Regions from separate parts of the Mus musculus genome. Here regions 1 and 3 are each linked to region 2. The links are chromatin loops, found by intact Hi-C in ENCODE. Cell type or tissue: left cerebral cortex. All regions are shown on one strand.

The links. Hi-C counts contacts between places; a loop is a spot of excess contacts. Peaks named below come from ENCODE experiments on the same cell type or tissue, not always from the same donor. Only the 100,000 strongest peaks of a DNase experiment are listed, where the experiment ranks them.
Region 1: it touches region 2 in a loop (3-fold over the local background); 15 of 42 quality-filtered maps call a loop at or near these places.
Region 3: a loop joins it to region 2, with 6 times the contacts of the local background. A loop is called at or near these places in 13 of 42 quality-filtered maps.

What each region holds. Positions count from the first base shown.
Region 1 is chr5:37,024,321-37,032,320 of GRCm38, forward strand. It overlaps Gm52814 (a long non-coding RNA gene), which reads right to left and starts at 5,312. Exons shown (of 2, transcript XR_003955901.1): 1 at 4,537-5,312; 2 at 754-4,339. It also overlaps a transcript of Jakmip1 not described here. In left cerebral cortex, no CTCF peak of the experiment used is centred here; DNase peaks (open chromatin) are centred at 3,965, 4,756, 5,453, 6,001 and 1 more place; H3K4me3 peaks cover 3,447 bases; H3K27ac peaks cover 3,504 bases.
Region 2 is chr5:37,106,463-37,114,462 of GRCm38, forward strand. Jakmip1 (janus kinase and microtubule interacting protein 1) reads left to right here. Exons shown (of 21, transcript NM_001347348.1): 7 at 797-856. Among named protein-coding and RNA genes, the nearest start is that of Jakmip1, 25 kb to the left of the region's middle. In left cerebral cortex, a CTCF peak has its summit at 3,213 (motif pointing left); DNase peaks (open chromatin) are centred at 372, 1,252, 2,542 and 3,218; H3K27ac peaks cover 1,401 bases.
Region 3 is chr5:37,006,395-37,014,394 of GRCm38, forward strand. No RefSeq gene overlaps it. Among named protein-coding and RNA genes, the nearest start is that of Gm52814, 19 kb to the right of the region's middle. In left cerebral cortex, a CTCF peak has its summit at 4,434; a DNase peak (open chromatin) is centred at 4,459; H3K27ac peaks cover 637 bases.

The sequences.
Region 1 (8,000 bases), 82 kb before region 2:
GCCATACAATACATGGCCAGGGGTGCAGTTTTAGATACTAGGTGTGTCCTCAGGTGCTTGCTCCCTGGATCCAGCTTCCTGTCCTTTACTAGGATAGCACAGTGGCACCTTCCTCACCAGGTCTAACTGAGGGTTATGCAGCAGCCACACAGTGGCACCGGGGTAAATTCACCTTCAAGCTTGAGAGGTTAAGCATTTACCCCTTCTGACACCTGGGATGGCTCTCATCGCTTTGTGTTTGCAGTATTGTGTGAGCTTCATTGCCTGTTGTTGTGATGGAAAATACCCGGGGCAGGATCAGCAGGTAGTCACCGTGTGAATGTAGGATCAGCAGGCTTCAGAGAGCACAGCAGAGCCATGGTCTGCCACAGGGACCTGGGGGAGCTTGGACACTTGAGTTCTTTCTTCCTAGGTGGCAGGGATGGGAAGTGCTGGGCTGCTCACATTCTGCTTGCATCTATTAGATGCTTCTCCTCATGAGAGTTAAAAGCCACTCAGGCCGTCACATGCTCACTAGCCCATCACTCTGGAGGCTGGGGCAGGGGGACTGACATGAATTCTAATCTAGATGCAAGAAGAATATTTATTTTGAATAATTTGGGGTCAGAGAGATGGTTCAGTGTGTAAAATAAAAGCACCTGACACTTGGTCTGATGATATGAGTTCAATCCTCAGAACGCATACTGTAAAAGGAAAGAACCAACTCTCATGGTAGTACACACACACACACACACACACACACACACACACACACAGAGTTAAATTTTTATTTAGAATAACAAGATACAACAAATAACTTTACCCTAAGCATTCAGTCTTCAAGTCTTCCCTAGCTTTCAAGCAATCTTGAAAATGTGCACGTCCCTCGTAATGAGTCTGAGTCAGGAGAACCTTCCTATCTACATCCAAGTTTCCTCTACTGGAGCCTGGTGGTGGTGGCTGTGGCACACACCTTAATCTAAGCAGAGGCAGGTAGATCTTTCTGAGTTCTAAGACAGCCCTGTCTATAAAGTGAGTTCCAGGATGGCCAGGGCTACACACAAAGACAAACTCTGTCTCAAGAAAACAAAACAACAAACAACAACAAAAACCAACAAAATTTTTCTCTACTCTTATTATAGAACTCTAAATGATCTATTTCTATGATTTCTGCATAGAAAAATGTTACCAAATCATTATCCCATGAAGTCACTCAAAACAGATAAAGAAGGATGAGAAGGAAGAGGAGGAGGAGGAAGAGGAAGAGGAAGAGGAAGAGGAAGAGGAAGGGAAACCAACCAAAAGATACTTCTATAATAGTGGCTGGCTGTCAGCTAAGTAATTAATTCAATTAATACTGGTTTTCTGAGTCTTGTGTCTTGTTATGTTTATGGCTTCTAGCTGCATGAAACAAAATTTGTTGTATTTCGTTATTCTAAATAAAAATAGAATACATGTAGCACGTAGAGACATACATACATGTGTATGTCTCTACATGTGTCTATGAATCTATAATGTATGTGTCTGTGTTTGTATGTGTAGTCTCTCTCTCTCTCTCTCTCTCTCTCTCTCTCTCTCTCTCTCTCTCTCTGAGTGTGTGTGTGTGTCTGTGTCAGAACCACTGTGGGAGTTGGCTTTCTCCTTTCATCATGTGGGTCTCAGGTCATCAGACCCAGTGACAGGTGTTTTACTCACTGAACCATCTCTATGGCTCCATTAGAAAAAAACATTATCTTTTGCACAGAACTTTGTAATTCTTATTCTTCTTAAGGAGGGCTCCTGATTTCAGAAGCTCTGGGCATCATGAAACTCACACACCACACAGACATCAGTTCATAATCTACTCTTCTTCTCTTACCCATTATCAGAACCCTGTGGCATTGTTTTTTATCATGCATCTGAAAAAAACAAACAAACAAACCTCGTTTTCTTAAATCAAAAAGAAATCCTCCTCTGGAGTCAGAGGGGTTGTGCAATGATGTTTTGGCCAAACATATTAAATAGGATCCTCCAGAGGAGTTTCCAGAAAGGCTGTTGCAAGGAGCTGTGGGATGTGTCCTGTGCATTTTGAATCTCTCTCTCCAGTCTGGAATGAAGACAGGATACAGGAAGATGGGTGTCACCTTGCCACCTTGAAGATAACATGAGGAAGGAAATCCCATGTTGAGGAGGGGAGGACAGGGGAAAGGGAGGGCTCGCTTGCCTTGGGTTTCTTAAGTGAGGAAAAGCATACTGTAGAACAGGCTTCAGATAACTTGTGGCCAAAGGCAATCTGTAACTGATACACATGTATCGAATCAGGGCAAACTCAGTGGCCCTAGTAACAGAAACTTACTATTTTTGTTCTAAGCTAGAATGGCTACCTCAAGCCATTCAAGCCCCTCTGCAGTTCTCAGAAGCCTTCCCTCTGCTCCTTCCCCAAGTTGATGTTTGGTGTTCCTGCGATGCCTTCAGGTTCACCAACTATGTCCTTTCTGGGCACTTCCCTGCACCCATTTTCATAGGAACAGGAGTCAGACTGGATGAGGGGCCAGGCTACTCCAGGATAACCTCATCTTAATTAATGAGACTTGTCAAGGTCTTATTTCTAAAGAAGGTCATATTGTGAAGGAGAGAGAGAGAGAGAGAGAGAGAGAGAGAGAGAGAGAGAGAGAGAGAGAGAGAGAGAGGGTAGGGGGTGGGGGGCAGACTCTGATCATTCCCGAAACACCTCATTCCTGTTCTTCTTTCCTGGCTGTGTTCCTATGACATCACCCTTCCTGTCGTTCCTGTTGCTACCAGGTCCCCATTTTGGACCATGCTCTCTTTACACCTGGTCCGTTGCTGTTAATGACATCCTTGGAGTCCCTCACATTCTGGGTCTTCCCCCTTCAGTTCTGGGAAGGTCTGTCCTCTCTAAAGTCAGGCAGAACCATGTGTCTTACATTGGCCAATGAAGTGCAAAAGCATGCGGTGCTTTTAAGGTGGGAGGGTTGGTTTGACAAACTCCTGTATCAGGCCACCTTTCCTTTACACTGCTCTGCAAATTGTGCTCCTTCTGACCCAGTCTCATAAGCCTGACCTGTGACAGCTGTCCATCAGTAGAGCCTCCGCTGATTCAAGCAGGATGAAGAGTGCAGGCAGGAAACAAGCCAGTGAGATTCCGGCTCGTTTGTTACCGCAGCTCAGCAGAGTTTATCCTGACTGGTATATTTAAAAAGTGTGAATCTGATAGTAGTTTTTCCCAAGGTGAGACAAGCTTCCGGGTAATCTCCAAAGGCTTTCTCGTAGCCCATAAGACTTCGTGGTACTGGCCTCTGCCCATTCCTTCTTTCTTACCTTTCCAGTCTTCTCTCTGCCTTGAGACAGTCTTTTTTAGACTGTCAAATATGCCCCATTGTCATTAAACTATTCCCTGGGCATGGATGCTCTTCTCCATTTTTGCTTGTTTGTCCATTACGTTGTCCTTAGATCTTAGGGACAGCACAGTAGGTCCTCAATACATATCTGTAGACCTATACTAAACCAATGGATCTCTGCCTAGCTAAACCCTATCTTTCTGCAAGACCCCGGTTGCCATCGCATTGTCATGAAGTAGGTGCGGTTTTACTCAATGATGGAGACGTCAGAATCGTTGGAATCCCGGGTCTTCCTCTTACCATTTGTGACCTTGAACATTTCGCTTTAACCTCTGATCTTCAGATTTCTTATCTGCACAATGTGGGGGTAGACACCCCCGCCATCGCTGCATCTTTCCCAGGATGGTCACCATCCCGCGGTGGGCGGCCTCTGTGGGCAGGGAGAGCTTCCTAGGCCTGAGAAGGTTCCCCCCAACTCCCGTTGCTTCTGCCTGTGATGGCCGGGGGGTCTAGACTAGCAGCACCCAGGCCTTCCCCGCCCAGTGCGCACGCTCGCCTGAGCCGGGAGCTGACCACCTCTAAGGGCTTTCGCCCGGGGCCGCGAGGACACCACACCCTCCCCAATGACTGGCGGGAGAAAACACCAATCGGAGGGACGATGCGGGAGGGGGCGGGGCCAATCCGCGAGCCGGCGCCCGGCGCCCACCGATCTGCAGCCGCTAGCGTGCGGCGCCGGTCCCCGCCGTTCCCGCATCGCACACGGGTTCCCCACGGGCCGAGCCTCCTCGGCTACGGTCCAGGTTTTCTTTATTTTCATTTTTTGCATGCATTCATTTTCTGTTCTATCTCGTCCATTTTAAGGCAGCGGCGACGGCGACAGCAGCGTAGGTGCGCGCGGGGAGGGGGCGGCCGGAGAATGCGGCTCCCCGCTGCTGCTCGGCTTGTGTCGGAGCGTCAAGCAGGTGGGTACAGGTGTGCCACGGAGGAAGGGGGTCCGGGACACCGCACCCAGTGGGTGAACCCTGCAACGAGGACACCGCTACCTTTGCTGCCTGTCCGATCCCCACCCCCAGCCTCCGCGCCCCTCACAACCGTTCATCCTACCTCCCAGCCCCGCCCATCTCCCCTCCCCCACTCTCCCCAGCTATCCCCCCCCCCCATCTTTCCTGTGGTGGCGGCGCTCCCCAACACTGGCCCGTTGCTTCCCTGTGTCGCTCACACCACATCGCTTTCCACTCGTCTCGTCCTTACATCCCGGAGTGAGGAGTGGGAGGGGACCCACCCGAGCCCCAGCAAGCGGCGTAGGGGGGCGTGGTTGGCCGGCCCGTTCCAGTCCTGAGGGTCTCTGCCTAGGTGGAGCCCAGAGTATGTAGGGGTGACCCGGAGTGGGAGGCCGCCCTGGTGATATCCCACCCCACGCACTGCACACGCTGCGGCTGCCGGGCTACGCACACCCTCGCGCCGCTCCGCCCACGTGTGCGCCGGGGAGAAGGCTGGAGCGCTGCGAAGAAAGGCTGGTATCCACCCTGTGCCCGGCGGCGCGCCCTGGGCGCACCGCCTTTCGGGGCAGGCGCCGGGATCAGCTCCATGGTGCTGCCCGGTTCCATGTCGTGCTCTTGGCGATCAGGCTGGCGACCTTTCGGCCTCCATTTAGGGAGCTGCGCTGTGCTGCGTATTCCTAGACTTTCAGTCCATCATTCCACCCTCCCAGCTGCGGGATTCCAAGGATAAGCCTTTTTAGGCCACTGGCCAGGCTGGAGCCTTTCGCTTCCCTTCCCGCACCAAGGCTCTACCCTAGACTTTCCTCGGCGCTTTAAGCTCAAAGATACAGGTAGCTGATCCGTTCAGCACCTGCCATTAGTGCACACTCTGGCCCCCTGACCTTGGCCTTTTCTGTGCTGTTCCCATTTTGGGCACGCCCTTCCTTCATCTGGCCGGCTCCTTGTAGACCAAAGTAAAGCCGAGCTCCTTGCCAATCCGTGCTTCCTAGTGTGGCAGGACGCCACCCCGCCCCCTCGCTCTCCCCGCCCCCCAGGCCTTCGCAGTAAATTGCTGTACCTCCCAAAGCCGAGGAGGAGAGGGGATATCTGATGCCACCTCCTGTAACTTGGGAGTCTTTGATGTGTGGGCAAGGCTAGGGGAGGAGCTGGCTGTTTCTCCAGATCAGAGGGCTGGCTGATGATTGTCCCATCAGGTGGGCAGGCCAAGTGGAAGGGACGGGTTCTAAGTGAGGTGTGGTTGGAAAGCTCATTTTGTGGGTTCATTTGTGAAGCTGAGGATTGTCGCAAAGTGCTCATTGAGACCTTGCTTCAGGTAGGATTGCTGAGGTCTGCACGGGAGTTGCAGATAGTTCTCATCACCTGGGCCGTTTCACAACATGAAATTCTCAAAAGGTTTGTGGTCTTGTAGATGTCAAGACTGTCATTCCCTGTTTTATAAGCCATCTTCAGAGTCCCACTGTCTCCGTTGTGCAGCAAGTTCCTCACTGTTGGTGTCCCTGGCCCACCTGATCCCTTTTCCTGCTGTCCTGTCTCGGCAACTTTTGTGCTTCATGGTCTTGTCTGCACACAAATTGGGTTTTCCCTGCCGTTCCTTTAAAATACTGTTTCCTTCTTGTCTGTCTGAGAAATTCCTGTTCATGTAATAATGTAACCCTGCACCGGAGTTACATTCTTGTGGCTTTCTCTTGATTTGCCAAACTGTGACTCCCTATGTGTACCCCCCAGAGCATCACACTTGTGTGCAACAGCAAGATTTATGTGGGTCTCCCCTCAGGCAGATCTAGCCCACTAGGGATTCTGGGAACTGAGATGTCTCAAAACCTACCTGCCTCTTGGAATTCGGAAGGCGTTTTCTACCTGGGATTTCTGAGTAAGGGTCCTCCTGTGAGGACTAAGTATTACTGTGGTCCCCATTCGCTTGAGTGGGTCTCCTCTTCCAGGATGATAGAATGGCCCCACTAGAATCTGTGCCCTGATTCTTATTGCTATGAGAGATCTGGGCAAGAGCACTAACCTCTCGCTCAGTCTTCATTTTCTGTATAAATGGGGGTCGGGTGGGGTGGGTGGCAGTGTCCCTCTTTTGCTGGGTTGTCTGGGGATCAGAGATGTGGTCCTCTTACTAAACGATCATGATGATAAGTCTGTGCTGAGCTGTGTCCTTCAGCTCTGTGGCAGAGCAGACGCCCTTGCTGGAAACTCTCGTTTGCCATGGGGCTAAGCTGATGATCCTAAGAAGCAGTCCCGGGTGAGGTGAGCTCAGGCCCCGGTGTCTCTGTGTCTCTAGGCAAGGCACTCAGTCTCTGAGCTCTGTGGGAGAGAGGGTTATATAAAGAGAATAGCTTGCACCGATCTGCCTCCCACTTCTGCCTTGAGGGCTCTTATTTTAGCCCCATGCCGTGCAGGTACAGATCACGTGATGAGGACGAGCAGTTTGCTCCAGTAGAGGAGCAGAAGATCAGTGAGCTTTCCTCTACCTCAAATGCTGCCCCATGTGTGAAACCCTGGCAGTGTATCACCATCTTCCTGCAGGGCTAGAATAAAGCTTAGGTACTGTCCCTCTGCTTTCTATGGAAACATGGCACCGTAATGACCTCCTAGCCACTGGGGCTGCTATAGTTAGAGGCTCAGAAAAGGATCCTGGGATGGCCAGCAATCCTCCAACTCCAAAGTGTCAAAGAAGTGCTATCTTTGCTTATGTGGTTCCACAGGTAGCTGAAGGCAGAGAGGACGCAGGCAGCATCGGTACAGGGGTGGGGTAGGGGTAGCTCTGGGAGCCTGAACTGAGAGTGGAGAAGGCAGGCGTCTCATAGGAAGTGGACATGAGGACAGTGAGGACTCTGGAGATGTAATTGGATGCTGGGTCAAAACCCTGGCTGGGGGTCTGAAGAGATATTTCAGCAGTTAAACGCATTTGCTACTCCTGAAGAGGACCTGGGTTGAGTTCCTAGCACCCATATGCAGCTCACAACCATCTGCAACTCCAGGTCCAGGAAGTTCTATGCCCTTTCTTGGCTTCTGCAGGCACTGGGCATATAAATGGTGCATAGGTATACACACAGGCAAGATATTTGTACACATAAAATAAAAGTAATCTTTTAGGGACAAACCCTAGCTAGAAGCAGACAAGAGGTCAGCATTCTGAGGGCAACCCAGAGGACCAGAATGATGGATGGCACTCTGCTCTTGCCTCTGGCTTGGGCACACCTTTTCTAAATTTCCCAAGAAGTGTGCTTCTCAAGAGCTTTCAGAGTGGACTGGCAGATGGGTTTGGAACAGTGTAGCAAAGCTCTTACCAAGTGTTAGAGTTCACACCAGGGTTGGCAGCCAGTACCTGTGTCAATAGTTACTGGCACACAACCCTGCCCTGCTCTTTTGTGCAGGATGGTCTGTGGCTGCTTTGGCTTGGACCCGGGAGAGCTGGCATGGTGGGTGGAGGTGGTCGCTGCCCTGTGGACCATGCTGTCTCTGACTCTGAACTTGTTGAGACCCAGAGGGAGATCTCTTAAGAAATGGACACTGAGAGGCTCAGCACAGCTGGCGAGTTTGAAGGCAGGAAGTCAGTGTTCTTTATTTCTTCATATTTTTTCCTTGGAACTCTATACTTTGATTACCACTCATTTAATTTTACCACATTTGTGGGGCATAGGGTTCGATATATCTTATATCTAATGTCAAAATCTGC
Region 2 (8,000 bases):
AGACACACTCAATAAAGAGACAATGAGTGAAAAGGAAAATAACAAGCCAAAGCGGGGCTGGGGAACAGAATGACCAGTCTGCCAGGATCTGGTCAGATCCAGGCCCAGCTTTGTCCTGCTGGAGGAAAAGGAGAGTGTGCTGAAAGGGAGAGGCCCTGGGTCCATCTGGGTCCCCAGCACTGCCACCCCTGTCTGCAGTAGACCCCAACCAAGCAATGCTGCAGGAAGCTCCTAGCCCCACACAGCAAGAAAGAAACAACTGGAGAAAATTAAGTCACCCAGCCAGTACAAGGGCTGTGGGGGATTCCATCCTGGCTCTGTCTAGCTCAAAGCTGTAAGCATCCAGCTGCTGCTATTGCAGGTAGACCCTGCCAAGGCCAGCAGAACCACTGTGAGGCCACACCGCTTGGGCTTGGCAGCCTCAACCCAAAAAAGAATCCAGGTTTTGGCAGAGGCAGGCGAATTTCTGAGTTCGAGGCCAGCCTGGTCTACAGAGTGAGTTCCAGGACAGCCAGGGCTACACAGAGAAACCCTGTCTTGAAAAACCAAAAAAAAAAAAAAAAAAAAAAATCGAGGTTTTTCTGTGATGAGATGGTCCATCAGGGTGGGTGACAAGGACCTGAACGAGTGTCTTGTTACTAGGCTCTCAGTTGGGTGCCTGCAGTGTGAACTAGGTCATACCGATAGAGAGCTAAGCAGGCAGGTTGGCGCACTGAACCTCCTTGTTTTAACTGTGTGGTCCTGTGTGATGGGGGCCTGGTTGCAAGTGGTCACTGGTGGCTGCATTTCTTTGCAGGAGAGAGAACGCCTGCTGCGCTCCAAGAGGCATCGAGGGAAGAGCCTGAAGCCCCCCAAGGTGAGCCTGCCACCTCAAGCCAGTCTTACAGGAGGGGAGGGTCACAGGGCCAGCCACAGGCCCAGAGACTGTGTGACACAGCTGTGTGTTGGCTGTCTCAAGGCTACATACATTGTGGCACAGTAATGTGACCCAGATATGGTAATTTATTCATGGAACACTTACTAATGAAATTCTGTGTTTGGACCTTGGGTTATGTGCATCCAAAATTTAAAAAAAAAAAAAAAAACATAGATACTCAGGCCTTCTGAGGGATTTGAAGGACACTCAGCCTCATTTTATGCCTCCTAACTGTGTGTTACGGGATCTCAGGCGCTTTGTTGAGAGGTGTGGAATGGAGTCCTTTTTGTAACATGTGACTGCTGTCTCCCAGAGGCTGTCTGGGTGTGCCATCAGGAGAGAGCAGAGCTGGGTGGGGAGACTTAGAGGTCCCCGGGGAGGCTTAGAAGAAGCTGTGGTTTGAATGTCAGCCCCCCTGGCCACCTGTCTGAGATGGATCTCTGCTCCTTCCTGAACTGGCACCTGGCAGCTTCGTCTTCTGACAGAGATGGTTAGAGAAGTGCTTCTGGGTAAGAAAAACTGCGAAGGTATGACAGCAGATGGCCAAAGACGTACTCCCTGGTGGAGTCAGAGTGGCAGCAGGGGGTGGTGGGGACAACCCTTATCTGGCCCAGAACACCTAATCTGGCCCAGTTGGCACAAGGTAGGCTGATGGCGTCAAGCATTCCACTGTTTAAAGGGAAGCATAAGCCTTCACCTCAGAGTGGTGGAGAACGCCTGTGTCCCCAGCACTGGACAAGAGGAAATGGGAAGATGAGAGTTCAAAACTAGCCCTCTGGCTAATTGGTGAGTTTGAGGCTGGCCTGGGCTATATGAGGCTCTGCGTCAATAAGCCAAGAGATGAGAGAGGGGCAGATCCTTACATGTTATTTCCCTAGGACTGGCTGAACAAAAATGGGTCCCTTGGAATGACAGGAAGTTAGTGTCTTATAATTTGTGAGACCAGAAGCCTGGCCTCAAGGTGCTGGTGAGGCCAGGTCTCTTCCCTCAGGCGTCTCGTCCGGAGGGCCCCCTTTTCCATTTCCTCCAGCTCTGGGGTGTTCCAGTGATAGTGGCCGTTCCTTGCACTACTCCAGTCCACTGCTGGGTCACACTGTCATCTTTAGGGACACCGGATGTACTGGGTTCAGAGCCTATAGTGCCTCAGTATGAGGCGCTTCTTCAGGACCTCTTGCATAGTTATCTTTGCATTGACCAAATAAATAAATACATACATACATACATACATACATACATACATTCTGCAGCAGCACAGTCAGGAAGGACTTCAGCATATCTTTTGAGGGGACACAATTTAGTCATAATACCTTTATATAAAACCCAAGGATTTTTAATGTGGATGTAAATGTCAGAATGCAGAGCGTGTAAAATGTGTCTCTGAGCCATCTCTGCCCCGCCCCGCCCCCTCCCCGGGTAGCCAGTCTGAGTTCAGTCTGTGAGTCTGAGCTCATGGTTGCTTGGATTAATTAGTGGTCACCCCACTATCTCAATTCATCCTCAGAGCCACCCTGGCTCTTCCAGTTACGGGAGACAGAGATGTAGAGATGAGGATGAGCCAGTGGGCAGATGGGGTCGAGCCTCGGACTCACTGTCTCCAGCAGGCTGAGCTGAGTCAGGGGCAGGTCTTTGTGTGCTGATCTTAGATGCTCAGAAGGCTGTGTATGATGCTGCACGCCTTTAATCCCAGCACTCTGGTGGCAGAGGGAGGTAGTTTGAGACCAAGTTGGTCTCCACGTATAACAAGTTTCAAGCCACCTCAGTCAGGGCTTCCTAGTAAGACCTTCTCCAAAACAAAACAAAACAAAACAACAAACAACCTCAAAACTAACCAACCAAACAGGAAAAAAACCCGGACAAGTAGGAGGTCCAGCATAGCTGTTTGCATTCACAGACCTATTGACACCCACCTTAAAAAAGCTGGGGAATAGCAAGTGATGTCCCCATGGCTTGTCCCCAGGGTGGGCCAGAGTCTGTCCTACATTCACCTGGCACTTAGAATGTTTACTGCCACGTAATCTGCTGAATGTGTGGGCCATACACTTGTTCAGCGCTGCAGGCTTGCTCACTCCCTCCTGTGGTTAGGAGGATCGCTGCAGTACCCCCACACGATAGCCTTCAGCTGATTCCAGTAACTGTGTTTAGTGACTGTACAATTATTTGCCTGCCCTTTCCCCTTCTGGGGAGGGGGGAGTGGCATTTTGCTCTGGTGGTAAATGTCACTGAAGTAAAGTCACTTTGAGCAGAAAGTCTGGCTGGTTCTGGCTGGTACCATCTCCGTGGTTGCAACATGGGCCTGATGGGGAGAAAGCGCCCCCTGCTGCCAGAAGAAGGTTGTGACATCTGCAAACAGTGCTTGTGAGACAGGAGTTAAACTACTGAGGGTAGGTAGATGGTTGGTTCACACTGCACATGTGTGGCATGAAACAATCCATAATTAAAGGTTACCAAGAAACCTGTTGTGAGGTAAGATTACTTCAAGCCTACGTGGCCTGTGAAGCCTTAGTCCCAAACCCTAGTTTTGAAACTTAAAATGTTCTCAGTATCAAATAAAAAAAAATTCAGGTTTTGGATTCTGGATTAGTGATACTTAACTGATAAAGTCTATTTAAAAAGAATCCTGCCACTCAGAAAAACTCAGCAGTTGTAAGTACTTGTGCTTCCAATCGTCCCAGATAGGGGCACTCGGCCTGTCTTCCACTGGTCCTGATCTCTGAATCTGCTGATTGGGAGAGACATTAACAGCACAGCACGCCAGCAGTGGGGGAGGGGGGTGCGTGGGGGGGGGTGCATCTGTCTCCAAAGAGTGCCTGGCACCGAGCAGGGGGCTGACTGACTAGGTGCACAGCCTCTCCCGAGAAGTACGTTTGCAGGACATTGCCTACCTCAGAGACGCAGGGGTGTGTGCGTACGTTAGTGCCAACCCTAGAAGGTCGGGTGTGGGAAAGCTGTACGGATTCTGTTTTCTTAAAGGTAGGATTGCTTATAGCCCAAGTTGGCCTTGACCTCCATGTGTAGTTGAGGCTCCTCCGGCCCCACTTCCTGAGTGGTGGGGTTCCTGGCGTGCTCCACCAAGCCCTGTTTTATGTAGTGTTGGAGGCTGATCCAAGGCCTTTGTGCCTGCTAGGTTAGCCCTTCAGCAGTTGATCTGCATCCCCAGCCCATGGGAAGTGGCTTCCCTCTTACTGTTTCCTGGGCCACCAGCATCTCTTTTTCTCCAGATTCGTGTAGGCTGGCTTTCATCCCAGGATCCTGCTTTTTAGCCCAGCCCTGTGCAGACCGGGTGGACAGGCGGCTTTGCAGCTTTGGGCTTGAGCATGATTGTACTCTTCCGTGCCCCATTGGTGCCCTTCAGGCCTGGTGCATCCTGGTCTCCTCCCACGGCTGAAGTACTGATGGTTTCTTTGTCTTTCCCTATAAGTGCCCCTCCCCCCTTTTACTCTGTATGGTGTATATCCTAGGACCATGTCAGGTCTCCAGCTTCACAGACCATTTGAATGAATTCATTGACACTTACAAAACTTTTCAGAAGCCTCCCAGATCCATCCCTGCTCTTGACTCCTGACACCTAGACCCTAGGGAAGCCTCTAGACTCTGAGGACTCTTGTATTAGTTAACTCTCGTTACCATGGAGACCAGGTGTCTGCCAGAAACAACTTTAGGGAGGAAGGGCTTGGGTAGGCTTACAGCCTCTGACGGCACTGTCAATCATGCTGAGTTCGTTGATTCTGGGTCCCTCCTGAGCCAACACATCATGGGAGCAGGAGCACGTGGCACGAGCTGCTCATGTGCTGCACAGGAAGCAGAGGAAAGGCATACAGGAAGGGATCAGGGCAGATACAGTCCCAGAGACACTCCCTCAGTGACCCGCTTCCTCCAGCCAGGCCCCACCTCCAAGTTTCTACCACCTCTCCACCACTACTCAAAACCTGAAGCCATCTGATGGCTGTAGTCTGATAGTCTCTGGAGGTACACATGACTCTTTTTTTCCTGGGTGTTTATATCAGTCCATTCAGGTGGACAGTAAGATTGACCATCATACACCCTGATGCACAGGTAATGGAGACAGGGCAGTGTCCCCAGTGGTGGTCCTCATATTTAAGTGGTCTCCACAGTCCTAAGGACTTAGTGTCACTCTGGGCTTCCCAGGAGCGCCTTCTCCCACCATGGGATTCCCTCTGGGGCAAGACTATGCTGACTCTCTGTGCCTCCTGCTAGTTTAGGCCAGGCTAACATCAGTTCCTAGTGAGAGGTACAGGGGAAACCCTAGTTGATTTCTTGGGCCCTGTCCTGGAGTCTAGGGACCTTTCTCTGCAGGGGTCTGGCAGCAAGGAGGCCTCAATATGGGACAATGAACCGGACTGCAGGCTGTCAGTAGCTGCTATTCCATAGCCATGTGAATTGAACTCTAGCAGAGCTCTGAGCACATGGGTGATGGGGATCTTGGGTGTAGCTGAGAGACTGAGGCCTGGAATGTTGAGCAGTCAGCCCCAGCACAAACTCTGAGGCCTGAGACAAGGGCATAAGCTCCTAGAACCTGCTTCCTGGTTCTCAAAACGAAATCACATTCAGACCAGGAGATCATACTGGAGACCTGGTTCTGTGGCTGACCATAGTTGGTAATCAAGAAATGATTGTGCCTCCTTCCTCCCCTCTTTGTCTTAGAACCTTAGCCTTGCTGCATGTTCTAGTTTGCTTTCTATTGCTGTAGTAAACGCCATGACTATGGGAGGAAGGACCTTGATTCAGTTTACGGGTTACAGTCCGTCATCGAGGGTGGTCAGCACAGAAACTGGAGGCAGGAATCTGAGCAGAAACTGAAGCAGAGACCAGAGGGGGCTTTTAGCTACTGGCCTTCTCTCTGGCTTATGCTCAGCTAGCCTTCTACAACACAGGACCTGCTCAAGGGTGGCAGTGCCCAGAGTAGGCTGGGCCCCTCCCACATTAGTCACCACGAGAGTTCTTCACAGACGTGGCTACAGGGCAGTCCTATCAAGGCAGTTCTTTAATTGAGGTTCCCTCAGACGGTTCAGGGCTGTGTCAGGTTGACAGAGGAGGCGAGCTAGGTTATTGTGGCTGGGCCAAATGCAGATGCTCAGGTCCCCGCAATCCACAGTGTAGCCTTTGAGACAGTGTAAGTATCCTATGGTGGTGTCTACCCAGGAAGGCTGCAGAGCCTGCTGGGCCACGTGCCTGAGTCCCCTCTTCTCTGGGGACCTTGGCTTACTGCCAGCAGTAAGAAGTTCATGCCTGATGTCTGGCAGATCCTTCTGGCGCATTGTTCCTGAGTCCACTCTGACATCACATCTAGGAGCCCTACAAACCAAAACCTGTGCCTAGCTGCTTGTGGAGGGTTGGGGCAGAGGAACACTGGGCACTTCCGGAGCAGACTCTGCTGTGGAGTGACTTCCCGCCTAAGACACCCTACTGGTTTTCAGTGTGATTTTTGCTTCTCAGCAGCCAAAAGTGCTTCTATCCCTATGTTAGTTTGCAACTGAACCCGTTTGTCGTCAGTCCTTCGCCAGCTGTTGCCCTGAGAGCTTCTGTGGCTTCATCCTGCCCTGTGTGTCCCTGAGGCACGACGGTAGCATAGCATCCTACAAGCCTAGAGATTCAGAACGGCGACTGCATGAAGCGGTCAGATTTTATGCCCAACTTCAATGCAAGGCTGGTCCTTGGCCCTTGTGGTGAGAGGTTTCCTAGTGGCACTTCTCTAAGGGCTGTATCCCTAAGTCCAACCCTGGCCTCTGTCTGGGCGAGGGACTGATGACTTCCTTATAGCTCAGGAATCATATCCCCCTCCCCCAATTCTCTGTGGTGGTTTGTTGCAGGTTGTGTACGAGCTAAGGTAAATAAACTCTGAGAGCCACACTTCGGGGACAACAGGGGCTGCGTGTGCCAGGACACCCACGGCTGGCGGTGGATTAGTTTGAAGATGTCCCAGGCAGGCGAGGGAAGAGATGCCCCATCCTTTGTGGCTCTGGGCCTGAAGCAGAAGACTCTCGTCATGATACCGTTGCTACTGCTGTGCCCAAAGGCTTTGCAACTATCCAGGGACCTGGGACTGTTGACAACAGTTCTGGGCATAGGGAGATTGGGTCCTAGGAGAGAAGTCCCCAGAGGACATGCAGGTTTAGAAGCTGTGCTCTATGACAGATACCTGGGGCTGGCCTGGAAACTGGCTGCTCTCCATTGATAGCTCTGTCACCGGCATCTAGGAGCTGGTCCAAGGTGCCACCGCTGTTGCCAAGGGTGCACCTTTGGGGCGTCCCTGTCCTCTGGCTTCTGCTGCTGACACTATTCAGGAAGCTGTGAGGGGCAGGTGTGCCTGTTTTCTGGGGCTGGAGAGAAGGCAGGGATGGCCTGACCAGCCAGTACAAGCTAGTTCCTGCAGCATCCCCGACAGACATGGAGTACATCCTGTTTGTGCTCTACTTCTCCTTCTTCCTCTGCCTCTGCGCCCTCGTGTGCCTGTACTTCTCTGGCTGCCAGGAGATGACCTATAAGCATGAAGGTACGCAGCTGCCTAGGATGGGAGGGTCTGTCTTGGTGACTCCTGGCTGCCATCTGAAGGTCCTAGATCTTCTGGGCAATTTTGGCTGGATGCTGGGACGGTGCAGAGAAGAGCTGGTGAGATGCTGGGTCCAGTGGAGGTGTGTGTGTGTGTGTGTGTGTGTGTTGAGTCCAGTGGAGAGGTGTGTGTGTGTATGTGTGTGTATGCTGAGTCCAGTGAAGATGGTTAGTCTGTCTTTGTCTGTGTCTGTCTCTGTCTGTCTGTCTGTCTGTCTCTCTCTCTCTCTCTTTCTCTATCTCTGCTGAATCCAGTGGAGAGGTTAGTATCTGTCTGTGTGTGTGTGTATGTGTATTGTATGTGTGTGTATGTGTGTATGTATTATGTGTGCCAAGCATGAGCTTGTGTGTATGTGGAGAAGAAAGATTTGCTCTAAAAGCATTTTGGTCAAAATTACACACACACATACACACACGCACACACAAACACGAGCGGCTCGAGAGCGCACAAGGTCTCACGTAGCTCACTGTAGCTAGCTTCAAACTTAACCATGCATCTGAGGATGACCTTTGACCT
Region 3 (8,000 bases), 100 kb before region 2:
GGAAGTGAGCTGAGCACCAGCATCTATCTCCATCTTCCCTCTTCCTGACTGTAACATCCATCTCCCCACTTCCTGACTGCAGATATGATATGAGCAGCTGCCTCATACCCTTGCTGCCTTGAACTCCCCGCTGTGATGGGCTGTACCCTTGAACTGTGAACCAAAAGCAACCCTTCTTTCTTTGAGTCACTTTCCTCGGGTATTTTGTGACAGTGATGAGACAACGAATACAGAGGTTGTCTAAGGTTTCTCTTCTTCCATCTTTGATTTTTAATGGAAAGTGACATCATTGTTCCTGACAGGTGCAACCTAAAAATCACTTCTGAGGGACTGGAAGGTGCCTTAGCACTTGCCAAGTTTACACCTCCAGACCCCAGGTAAATAGCAACTGCGTGTGGTGGGTGACCTATAATTCCAGCTTTAGAAAGTGGAGACAGGGTGTCCCCAGGGCAAGTTGGCTAGTGAGACTAGCCATATGGGTGAGCTCTGAGTTTGACTGAGAGACCTTGTCTCAACGAATAAGGCAGAAGCACTTTGGAAAAATATTTCCTGGCATCAACCTCAGGTCTCCACATACATGTGCATCCGTGAGTACATACATCTAAATGCAAAACATGTTTACATTTAAAATGCAAAACATTCAGACATGCAAAACATTTAGACATGGGAAGCATGTATACATCCAACACAAACACACACACACACACACACACCTCATATAACTTTAAGTCTGGGTTCCACGGGAGAGAAATCATGTGCTATTTGTCTTTCTGAATCTGGCTTGTTCCACTTGACATAATAATTTCCAGTCCCATCCATTTTCATGCACAAGCCGTGGTTTCATAAAATGTCCACCAGACATATGGACCTTACTTTATCCATCCCTCCTTCTGTTGGCTGTCTTGGTTACTTCCATTTCCTGGCTAACATGAGAAGTGCAGCAATAGCCCTGGTGTTTGAGGATTGTTGTATGGAACTCAGCATTCTGACTGTGGATTCCTGGGTTGGGTCTAACTGGGTCATGTGGTAGGTCTGTCTGTGCTCAGCTTTCAGAGAAACTTTATGTTGATTTCCTCGATCGCTTTGCTGTGACTCTGCATACTTCTAAACCTTTGTCAAGGTCACTGTCTTGACCTTTAGGTCTGGTCTTGGCTTTGGCTAGAGTGAACACACAGTCACCTCTGGGTCAAGCTTCGCAGATGGAGAGCCAGTGTCCTCCCCTGTCCTCAGGAACGCCTGTGCATCAGCCCCACAGGAATCTTCCTATTTCCCATAGTCACCACAGCTGCCATCACCAGCAACAGCAGCAAGCCTGACCTGGTTCCCAGCCAGCCAGCTGCCACAGCTTCCATGTTTTCCTGGCTGTATGTATGCTCTGATGTCCCACTGTCACAAAACACAAATTCAAAGACAAAGGAAAAAGGTTCAGATGGTGACAGTGAGCATCTGACCCAGGTCCTTGTAAGAATGCCTTCTGTGTCCTGAGAGGCTGTTGTAGAAGAATTTTAATCCAGCAGCATGGCTTCTTGGATAACATTCAAAGATCTTCTAGGTCTGTGTGATTCAGCTTGAATGCAAACACACCTTTAGTACACACATTTAATTCCAAACAATGAAGGTAAAATTAGCTTGTAGAAGGGAATAGCTATGTTTGAAAGTGACATTTAATTGAGGGGCAGACAAAGTGACAAATCAGAGAAAGATTTGACTGAATGAGCCAGAGATAGGATACACCCAACTCCCAGAAGAAGAGCCATTTAAGAGCAGTCATTTGGAGAGTTGAGTGAGTTGGGAGCCAGTGCAGTGAGTGGGGTGAAGTGCAGTGCAGTGAGCACAATGCTGTGAGCATGATGCAATGCAGTATTATGCAGTGAGTGCAGTGTAGCTGGAGCTGTGCAGTGGGTGCAGTGAGTGCAGTGAGTGCAGTGTCTTGAATGCCGTGAGCACAGTGCAGTGCAGTGCAGTGAGCACAGTGCTGTGCAGTGAGTGTGGTGCAGTGTAGTGTAGGGAGTGTGGTGCAGTGCAGTGCAGTGCAGTGCAGTGGGGTTCATTCTTGAATTCATGCAGTTCAGTGCAAGTCAACAGAGGTGGTTGAAGCCAGAGAATAAGAAGGAGCCAGAGAGTAGAACAAATCGCCAGAGTTAGTTTGAGGTCATGCAGAACAATTCAGTGAGAAGCAGAGAGAGACCAGATTGAATCAGTCAGCTTGGAGAGGAGTTTTTTGAGCCAGAACAGCTGAGTTGAACCAGCCAGAATTCAGAAAGAACTAGAAAGGGTGAGCTTATTCAGCAGTAAGCCGCTGGGATGATAATTACATCAGGCGAATAAAAATTACTTTTATAGGCTGTGGTATGCCATCTTTAACCTCTGGCTCTAGTGGCATCAGGTCTCACACAGACCTATATCAGGTAGAGGTCCATGACCCTTTCCAGTTCTTGCTGGTCAGCTAGAACAGAGAGAGGACAGCACTCAGCCTGGAGACTCCTAATGGCCTCATTCCAAATGAAGTATTAAGACAAAGGGCTTCAGGGAGAGATGCCTGAGGCTTTGATTTTTTATTTTATTTTTTCCATATTATTTTACATTATTTTGGCCCAAATTTGTCTTAAACTTATTATTTAGTAGAAGGTGACTTCCTGCCTCCACTGCTTGGATGCTGAGATTCCAGGTGTGTACCACCACATTATGGTCAATATTAAATTCAGTGCTAAGCATGCTATGTGAGCACTCTACCAGCTAAGCTGCCTGTCTGAGCCTCTGCCTAAAGTTGTGAGAATACAGCTCATGGCCACTAAGGAAGTTCTGTAACCAATCTAGTAAGTGGGACTCAGCTATTTTAAAACATGAGTCATGTGACTGAGCCTTTACTGCTGTTGGAACTCTGTGCCATATGTGGGGGACCCAGGGCTAGACAAGGAACAACCCTGGGCCAAAATAATGTAAAATAATATGTAAAAAATAAAATTAAAAATCAAAGCCCTGTGTATGTCTATGGTTCCAGCATTTGGGGGGCAGAGACAATCATGAATTTGAAGCCATGATGGCCTGCTCCTTTGAGTTCAGGAAAAGCTTGAGCTATAGAGTGAGAGTCTATCCAAAAATTTTACTCCTGACTTAGAAAGACAAACCACTTTCATGGTACCCAGAACCCAGTGGAGGCTATGGTTAGGGTTATTCCACAGGCCAGATGCTCCCTTCTGAGGGCAGGCCAGTCTCAAGGTGCTGCCATGGCCAGGATATGGTGAGAGAGCAAAGGATGAGCTGGTCAGGCCACATATGGGTCAGGATGACAACAGAGGATTCAGGAGTAGGCAGAAAGAGCTCGGGTCAACCAAAGGCAAAATAAAACAGGTTAGGGACCTTGTGTGCTAATGAGCTAATTTTGCATGGGTAGCCAGGCACCGGGCACAGAGTAAGTGCTCAGCAAACACAATCTGATTCGCAGACATGATAGATGCTCAGTAAACATAGTCTCATTACTTCTGTCCTAATTTGTGTCGTTGTGGGAGAAAGGAACGCTCAGCACCTCGGAGAGCTCAGCGGGGTGGTTAACTACAGCTCAGATCATCAGGATTGCCCCCCCCCCAAATACAGAACGTTCAGCACCTCGGAGAGTTCAGCGGGGTGGTTAACTACAGCTCAGATCATCAGGATTGCACCCCCCCCCCAAAATACAGAACGTTCAGCACCTCGGAGAGTTCAGCGGGGTGGTTAACTACAGCTCAGATCATCAGGATTGCCCCCCCCCCCAAAATACAGAACGTTCAGCACCTCGGAGAGTTCAGCGGGGTGGTTAACTACAGCTCAGATCATCAGGATTGCCTCCCCCACCCCCCATACCCTCTTACACTCCTGAGTCTGAGTGTCATTTCCCACCAGTAGTAAATATCAATATCACTCCACGCCATGGAGAGATGCAATGAGTGGCCAGAACACTCGCATAGGCTGCACTCATAGCCTTTGTTTCTGATGGAGACTCCACATGGAACCTGGATCGGACCGCCTCTTCCCTGGGTCATACAGCCACCTCTTTTCCTTCTCAGCTACTTTCCAAGGAAGTGCTTTGTGTTATTGGAGAGACTATTCTATACATTTTAGTGTCCCCCCTCCATATTCCAATAGTCTAATCAATCAATCAATCAATCAATCATCAATCAATTATGAATCAATAATTTGGAGAAGCCTTTCCCTTGAGCCATTCTCAGCCATTTATGTCAGCTTCCCATTAAGATAACCTGATTGTTCCCTTAGCTTGCCAGACACCATAGTTACCAGGACAGAGACTTGAGTGGGCAGTCGGATGTTTTCCTTGGCTTTTTCTTCTTGTTGAATTTCTCATGTGGGGTTTATATCAAATTGCCTGTGCCCTACATAGAGCCACGCAGACAGTGAGCTCATCATCTCTTCGCTAGGCAAAGGGCGTTTCCATGTGGACAGCACAGCCTCCCGCTAGAGTGCACCAGCAGGAAAGGAAAAGCAGACAGTGATATGAAACAGCATGTTTAAAGAATGCAGCCAAAACCGTGGCAGGGAAAGCAGGGAGTGAGCAGATTCAAGGAGCCAGAGAATATACCTGACTGGATTCGCCTCAGCACATCCATTAGGCTCAGACTGCAGCAGACAGAGCATTTTGGACATTTAGTTCAACAAATTGGCTTTTGTTTCACAGATGCAAAGTAAGCTGGGCTCGAATGGTGATGGGCTCAGCCTCAGCTCTGCTATACATGACGTGCCAGCAATGTTATGTCTGTAGCTTCCACTGAAAAAAGTCCTGAAGGAGGTGGGGCCGGCCACATGTGTTTAGGTGTGTGAAGGGCTTGCTACAGAGCAGGAGTGTCAGGGATGTCTTCCTTCCCTGCCATCCTCAGGGTTGAACAAAAGCAGGTTGACAGGTTTCTATGAGAAGCCTTGGCCAGTGTTAAAGGGAGAGATGCTTTCATCTCTGCAGTATCCCACACCACTCACAAGAGAGCCCGACTCCAGCTCACACGATGAGTATAGTTACGACTAGGAAGCAGCTGTGGCCTCCGAGGTTTTACAAATTCCTTGAAATGGGCAGTGGTGGTACATGCCTTTAATCCCAGCACTTGGGAGGCAGAGACAGTCGGATTTCTGAGTTCAAGGCCAGTCTGGTCTACGGAGTTAGTTCCAGGACAGCCAGAGCTACACAGAGAAACCCTGACTCAAAAAACAAAAAACAAACAAACAATTCCTTGGAAGGTAAGGCCCTGGGCCCTGTCATGTTGATGATGGTTTTGTTGTTGTTGTTGTTGTTGTTGTTGTTGTTGTTGTTGTTTTGAGGATGTGGAGTGCTCTGCTTATTTGAGCTTTGAGGATGCTTTCTGTAGAACTGGAGCCACATCAAGTACACTGCTAAGCCTGAGACACTCCTTCAGATATCACAGCTCTGGCTGCAGTGAGGCCCCATGTCCAGTTGTTCTGAGTTGAATTGCCGTTGTGCTTTGGACTGAATTCCATTTCCCCAAATTTCATGATGAAGCCTTGACCCTCCGCCCTCATCATCTTGAGATAGGATGTTCAGAAGATAGTTGAAGTTAGAGATGGGGCCCTAATTTCATATGTAGAACACCCTTCCCCTGTCATGTGCTGGCACACAGAGACAGGGCTGATCTTGGACCTAGGTGTCTGTGGGCTGAGAAACCCAATCTGGCTATTGTTTTCCCTGGTTCAGGAACTAATGAACCCTGAACTTCAGGTGGCCATGTGGTCAGTCACCTAGAATAAATAAAGATGCTTCTCAGAATCCACTGTAGGCAGGTGGGGTCATGGGACTGAGTTCTGGCCAATGGGACTAAACTGAAGTATGTTGTTCAACTTCTAGAACATATTTTTTTGTTTTGTTTTTTGGTTTTTGGTTTTTCGAGACAGGGTTTCTCTGTGTAGTCCTGGCTGTCCTGGAACTTACTTTGTAGACCAGGCTGGCCTCGAACTCAGAAATTTGCCTGCCTCTGCCTCACAAGTGCTGGGATTAAAGGCGTGCGCCACCACACCCAGTTTCTAGAACATATTTATTAGGACACTAGATTTTTCTATAACCCACATCTCTTTTCTGGGATGGAAAGAATATATGGATGGTGGTGCTCAGCCGTTACCTTGGGTCAGGAGGCAGCATGGTAAGGCTATCAGAATAGTAGAGCATACTTATTATGTATGTTTTCATATGTCCTCAACTGTTTGTGTTGCTGTAATAAAACACTACCAAAAACAATTTATAGAGGAAAGGGTTTGCTTCATCTTCAGGCTATTACATCATGGCGAGAAGCCAAGGCTGGAAGTCAAGGCAGGAGCCTGAAGCAGAAAACCATTGGTTTGCTCTCAAGCTCACATTCACCTACCTTTTTTTATACAACCCCTACCCGCCCAAGGATGGCACAGTGGTGTGGGCCCTCCTAAGTTAATTAGCAATTAAGAAACTGCCCCACAGACATATCCATAGGTCAGTACTATGGAGGCAGTCCCTCAGTGAGAGTCCCTCTTCCCAAGTGACTCTAGGTTGGTCAAGTTGACAGATGACGCTGACAATGGCACCCCACAAAGGAGGCAGGCTTGAACTATAGAATCATTTTTTGCTCATGGGAAGGAAGGAGGTAGGAGATGGCATTTGCATAGCTGAGGTCAATTGCACACAAGACCGTGGCTTGTCTTCCCGGCCACAGAGGAGTTGATATGTAGGTGGGAAGACTAAGATGTGCAAAGGCACAGATGGCCTAGAACCACACAGGTGGAAAGAGCACTTGTCTCCTGGTAACCAGCCCAGGACCTCCCCTGCCCCACCCCCCATACCACAGCAAAGCTCTTCATACTGAGCAGTTTTCAAAGGAGGCCTCATCATGACCATGCCATTAAGAAGCTGTGATACAGAAGCCAGTTCTCTGACAATCATTCTGAACGTACCAAAAAAAGCAGAAGAGAACAGAGTCACACTTCTGGACAGAGCAAAGGCACAAATAGCCATGTCTAAACCCAGAGCTCTGGCCCTGGCCTGGCCCAGCCTTCTCTCCCCCTTTCTATTCCCATATGGCTGAGTGTATGCATACAGCTGAGTGTATGCAAATTCCAGGAGTCTGTGGCTGAAACTATGCTTTGGGTTTCTCTGGAGTCTTGGGTTTACATTGTAACTATGAGTATGGCTCAGAAGTTAAGGTCAAAGGGATGGTGGCAAAGGTAGAGCCAACCCCACCCTGGTCCAGCAGTCTATAATGATCTTCATTGGAGGCTTGGCTTCTCCTTGGCATCTTCCAAAGATCCATAGTGAGTCTGGCCCTACAGGCACTTCGCTGGACACTGGCATCACAGGTATTCTGCCACGAGCTGCCTTTTTGACTGCCCGTGTGACACAGGGGCTTCTGTGCCAGTGTACCCCAAGCACGTCTGCAGGAAGTGTGTACCATGACGGCTGTGCTCTCAGGCCCCAGAGCATTTACAGCCCAGTGGCAGGTGCAAAGAGCAGTCATGGTCTCCACAATATTGCATCTGTGTGATGAGCCTCCTAGGAATTGTGTCTGTGATATAAGTGGTATAATGGTCAATTGCCATGCTCGGTTCGACTTGACTTAGAACCACTTTAGTGTCTAAAGGTGTTTCCAGGAACACCAGATTGTGTAAATTGAGGTAGGAAGAACTACCGTAAATGTAGCCAGTATGGTCTTAGGAGCTGGGGTCCCAACCTGAATACAATTGAGCTGAGTAACAGCAGTCTTCATTCTCTGCTTCCTAACTATGGACACAATGTAACTATTCACTTTAGACCTCTAGAAGGAATTCCCCACCACACTGAAACATTCTCTGGAGCTCTGAGCCCAAATAAACTCTTTCTCTGGTAAGTTGCTTATGCCCTGTGAAATTATCTCTGAAAGGAGGCAGGAATGGTAGCTGTGGTGGTGGTGGTAGCTGTGGTGGTTAACTGTGATGGTTTGAATAGACTTGGCCCATGGGAAATGGTACTATTAGGACAATTGGCCTTGTTGGAATAGGTGTGG